Regions from separate parts of the Homo sapiens genome. Here region 1 is linked to region 2. Evidence: chromatin contacts called from ENCODE Hi-C data. All regions are on one chromosome and are shown on one strand. Each heading gives the region's core, a stretch centred on a gene start or an enhancer-like site at or near the end of the contact. The rest is flanking DNA. Distances are from core to core; before and after follow the strand shown. Region 1 overlaps ENOX1 (ecto-NOX disulfide-thiol exchanger 1). Region 2 overlaps ENOX1 (ecto-NOX disulfide-thiol exchanger 1).

Region 1 (2,700 bases), core at 73-2,572, 81 kb after region 2:
TCATTTAAAAGTGTTGAAAGGTGAAAAAGAAAGGTTTAAAAATCTCTGTAGTTTTAATTTTATTCTGATTGCTAGAGGAGATATATAAACATACACATGCACACACACACATATATAAACATATATACACATATATGCATAAACATATAAATATGTAAATGCACACATATATACATATGTAAATACATATATATACATATATAAACATTTATAGATACATATGCAAAAACATAGACAGACATATACATAACTGGTGTTTTCGAACATTTGACAAGGATTCATACTAGAGAATCAGTGGCATAGAAATTGCAGTATAGGAGGTAAAATTGGATATTAATGTTTGGAAGTACTTCAGACTGCTCAGGAAAAGTTAACCATAGGTGGGTGGAAGCTTTTCCCCAGCTGGAGAAGCTCAGTATGTCAATGAAACCGGAGGTTACTAATAAAAACACATGAATGACATGAACAGGTCTATTCTGAAAATAGCAGAGTTGGAAAATGCTAACGTTAGAGACAGAGTCAGTAACAACAATGAAGCCTGCCAGATTGGTGTCACTTAAGAGACATGATCTAAATAGAAAGAAACTCAACCCATTGCATGAGGATGCTTAAGTTATTTTGTTTGAAGAGAAATTTATCTTGCTCAGTGGAATAAGCCAGAAGACTAAACAGGAAAAGACCATTAGGGAAAGATACCCAACGAGCAAATCAGAACAATATGAAAAAAGTAATATCTTAAAGCCACCTATATTAATAAATTTGGTTTGCCTGTTCAGAGTTCTAAAAATGACTTGTGAGGGGAGAGTACAGTGTTTCTTTGTACTCCATTACTCTTTGGGGTAAAACCTGTTTGACAACTCAGTTCAACATGACTGACAGTATTAATCATGCACCTATATGTGGCTAGCACTGCACTAGGAAGTGTCTCTGCTCATAAACAGTGAAACCTACTAAAGAGAAAAGGCATGATGTTAACACCACCTGGGATGTGGAGTGTATCCATTTCACAAAATCCTATCAGCAGAGCAAATAATGGGAACAAATTGACTACAGGCCAGGGTCAAATCCTAAGGTAAAAGCAGTAACTGCCCTCGGGTGGGTAGGAGAGAGCATCTCTGAAATTGGCCAGAGCTACCAGGGAAGGCTATTAGAATGAAGTGGGACTTGAGGCTGCCCTTGGAGGAGCTGGTAAAATTTTGATAGGTGGAGAGGCAGAGGAAGGTGTCTCTGAATCATTAACAGCTGAACAAGAGCTGTTCAATCTTATCCAACTGTGAGTCTGGAAACACTGCCTAATTATTAACTAGCAGGTGAAAAGAACAGAAAAAAAACCACTGGTGCCACTGCCAGGCTTCCATCTGGCTGTGGTATCATCAGGAGGCCCTTAAAGTTATAGTTCTTGGGCAATAAGAAGGCAGCATCTTTTACTAAATTAACAAAATTAACTTACTAAATAACAAAAGTAATTTTAATTACACCCAGATTTAGCAGGGAAACTAAATAGCAAACATTCAAGTAAGTGTCTCTGTTGATAAGCATATAACTAGAAACACTCTTTTGGAAGTAATTTTGTGATGTCTCAACAGTAACTAAACGACCATGTCATCTGTTGACCTGGCAATTGACCTTAAAGAAATAGTCCAAATGGGAAATAAGAAGTCAAAGATACTAACTGCAGAGTTATTGATACTATTGAAAAACTGGAAACAGCTCAAAGACTACCAACAGAGTAGTCAAAGTAATGGAAGCAGATGTGTGATATCATTCACCCATGGAGTTAGTAAAAGTTAAAATTATTTTAAATAGCCCCTGTTGGTGTGAGTGTAAAATGGGTTTAAATTTTATACAGGGCAATTTTGGAAATATCAAAATTTAAAATATGCATTCCTCTGAATCAGCTCCAGAAACGCTGAGAAGGGATCAACAGTTAAAATACTTAATCCACGTAGAGGGCTTTACTGACTCCAAAACATCTCCTTATTTCCTTTTTTAAAAATGACATTATCCACAATACATATGATCTTTGAAAGAAAAGGAAGAAAGAAAGATAGATATTATTGATAGTCCCATTTTCTAATGAGGAAACTGAAGGTCAAAGAGGTAAAGGAATTTAACTTTCTCTAGCCCTAAGTTCATATGCCTGAAAAATCATGATGCAACTGGTTGGAATTTCACAAGGCTAAATACAGTCATCTTGTTTAAGTGAAAATATCTCTTGATTTAGATATAGAACCCCATTTCATGGAGCCAAGACAGTAGGGTCTACGGAAACAATGGCTGTCCTATTCTTCCCTGGAGATGATAACACTGCTTCTACTACACTTGACAGAGGGGGAGAAGGGGAGAACAAAAAAAATTTTTTGGTCTTCTGACCTAGCCTGTATGAAAGAACAAATAACTTATGTGCAAATATAAGATACAGTGTGAGTGCTGAAAACGAGGTAAGGATTATGAGAGGTCTATTATCTACATGTGTTGTATATACTTGGAGAACACGTTTGAATGGGGGAGGTGCGGCATTATTTCACAGCAGGAGAAATAATCATTCTCATCATTTCTAAAAGCCAAGCAGCCTTCAGTCAGTTTCACAATAATCAATTAATTAGCTAAAGTAAATATTTAGAATGAGTTACGGCACAAAGATATGAAATCATGGCATATAAATGAGCTTTAGACATGTAAACTGACTCTTTAGGAGGA
Region 2 (2,700 bases), core at 193-2,692:
AGTGCACCTCCCTTGGGTGTAGTACTCCACCATGGGCTTGGCTCTGTGTGACTTCATCCTAACTGACAGTAGTTGGTCTTGGCCAAAGACAGAAACTTTAAACAGCAATCCTTCCCTCCAAAACAACTCCTCTCATTTTCTCACCAATCTACAGTATAAAAGCAGTGATCTCTTTTTCCTCCCATCTTACAAATGTCCTTCCTTTTTAACAAGTGGTCATTTCTAATTTTCATCAAGAAACTTTCCCCTTAAGAAGTGTATTTCCCCTCTCCTGCTCTACCCTCTACATAGAAACACACACACGCACACACACAGTTATATTAGTATTTGAATTGGTGCTTCTACCATATAAAACACATCCACACTATGAAATGTGAAATGATGGCCAGCTCAAACCTAAAGTATATCTTCTCAGTTCTATGCATTGCTCTTTGCAAGGAGTAGCATCTTTTTTTGTAAAGTTTTTATTTTATAGTGCCAAATACTTGCAATAATGGGTTGAACAGAAAACTTTTTTTGAAAGTTACTTCCGCCTTAGGTAAACCCTAACTATCCAGACTAGTAAGTGGGCACCAAGACTTCACTTTTATGCTTGGGCAATGACTCTGCTTGGGCTGTCTCTGAGCCTCCTCCTCCCCACTGTTCTCATTACCAACATTGAAATTGACTTATGAACACTTACTTGTGTCTGGCAATAGGATAGAAAGTATCTGCATCCTCTCTAAATGTATAACCAAGGTGGGAGGACCCAGTATGAACAGGTAGCTGGCATCTTGAGGTATCTGTACCACTTTGGTATCTCTTAAATGAGAAACCTGGGACTCATCCCAGATGTTACGAATCTGAGATTCTGGAATGGGGCCCAGGGATGTGCCTTTCAGCAAGTTTCTAGGGTGATTCTGATGCATGCCAACATTTTAGAGCCACCTCCCTGGCCTTTAGGGACCAGGTCCCCACTTCCTAATGCTTTCTTCATGACTTTCTTCTAGTCTTAGATTTCTTTCATTAGTTTTTCATATTTGCTTTCTTTCAGCCTTTTCCAACAGCTGAAAGGACCTTCTCTCCTGCTTTTACAACCCAACACAGCCTTCTGGGCTTCTCTGCCTCTGCCATGTCTTCTCACATTCCATTAACCTATCGGCCTGCTCCTTGCTGAATGCTACCTCCTGCCTCTCCAGGAATGACACTGTGACTGAATGCTTGCGTAAATCCTACAGGCAGTGTCTCCAAAACACATTGTCCTCAACTGCTCGATGTTGTTGTGCATTACTTTTCTTTGCAGCCATATGTCTGGAGAAAGTTTCTGCTATGGCAGGCTTGTGGCTTGCACCCAGGAGAGGCCAGGCTGAACCTCTGGAACTAATTGCCCTTGACCGGGCCCCGGGAACAGCCTTTTCACTGTGGGAGAGGAGGCCCCTCCCATGTACACATGCTTACCACACCAGTCTCTAGATTCGCAGAGGCTTTTCTCCTTGGCGAGTGGCCAGGCATGCCTGCTTCCCTCTCTCACTGCTGACGGATGAGCAAACAGTTCCTGTCTATTCTCCTAGAGGTAGAGAAAGGCAGAGACTCTGTCCTTGGCTTGCATCACCACTCATATCAGGCCACCCTCCACACTTTGCCCTCCCTTTTCAAGCCGCCCTTTTTTCCAGTGAACCAGAGGATACTCCAAATGTGCCCGACACAGACCTGTGAGGGGACTTCTCCACCTGGGTCTCACACGCTCCACTTAAACTACCTCCCTCTCACTTCTCCTTTCTTTGCTCCTTTATCATTGCCTATGTCAGTCACTTCCTGTCCACTACAGATTTTTATACTTTACTCCATTTTTGTTTTCTTCTCATTCCCACATTACTTTACCTCACCTCAACCCGTTTTGTCCTTCTTTCCCACCTAATAGGTGGGAAAAGAGGTAACCTTTCTCACATCCTCACAAAAAAAGTTTCTGCTTTGTTCATTAAAATGATTTGTTTTGCATTTCTGGTGAGTATAATTTTTCAGGTAGCAATATTTTATTCTTACCAGTGCCTCCTTAAAAAGCCTTTGCAAGTGCTGAGGTGCCAGTTAAGCACTATATGACAGCCATCATCCTCACATTACAGGCCAGTGGTTTTCAATCCTTTGTGCAGCGAATCACCTGGGGACTGTTTTAATAACACCGATGCCTGGGCATTAACCTGCGGCCATTGGTATGTGTATAAAGTTTCCCAGGTGATTCTCATGTGCAGACGGGGCTGTGAACCACACATTCACACCTTCTGCTCTACACCAGCATCAACTCTCCACATTGCCACAGTGCCTGGTATTTGCAAAATGCCACAGAATCCCTTAATTGTTTATTTCTCACAGTCTTATTGAGGAACTCTCAGGATGAGCCTCATGTCATTGCTGAGAAAGCTGAGGCTTGGTGAAGGGATATTATTTGCCAAGCCATGCCAGAAATAAAACCAAGGTACTTCAAGGGCCCTCTGACCTCATCTGCTCAAAGTTACTTTTTTTTTTTTTTTTTTTCCAGAGTCTCGCTGTCACCCAGGCTGGAGTGCAGTGGTGTGACCTTGGCTCGCTGCAACCTCTGCCTCCCGGGCTTACACGATTCTCCTGCCTCAGCCTCCCATCTAGCTGGGATTACAGGTGTGTGCCACCACACCTGGCTAATTTTTGTATTTTTAGTAGAGACAGGGTTTCACTATGCTGGCCAGG

What was found. A loop is a pair of places that touch in the nucleus more often than their neighbours do. Pooled maps may share reads with other maps.
Region 1: a map of A673 shows a loop between it and region 2 (2.1-fold over the local background). The contact joins two enhancer-like sites. A Hi-C loop is called at or near these places in 1 of 168 maps with a recorded cell type or tissue (A673), 5 of 37 single-sample maps with no recorded cell type and 4 of 50 pooled maps.

The regions. Positions count from the first base shown.
Region 1 is chr13:43,387,594-43,390,293 of GRCh38, forward strand. The region is part of intron 5 of ENOX1 (ecto-NOX disulfide-thiol exchanger 1); the gene reads right to left. Among named protein-coding and RNA genes, the nearest start is that of ENOX1-AS2, 60 kb to the right of the region's middle. Within about 2 kb of position 1,323, at least 4 of the 41 ENCODE cell types and tissues checked have a DNase peak (open chromatin) inside an H3K27ac peak, as active enhancers do.
Region 2 is chr13:43,306,534-43,309,233 of GRCh38, forward strand. All of the region lies in intron 11 of ENOX1 (ecto-NOX disulfide-thiol exchanger 1), which reads right to left. Among named protein-coding and RNA genes, the nearest start is that of ENOX1-AS2, 140 kb to the right of the region's middle. Within about 2 kb of position 1,443, at least 11 of the 41 ENCODE cell types and tissues checked have a DNase peak (open chromatin) inside an H3K27ac peak, as active enhancers do.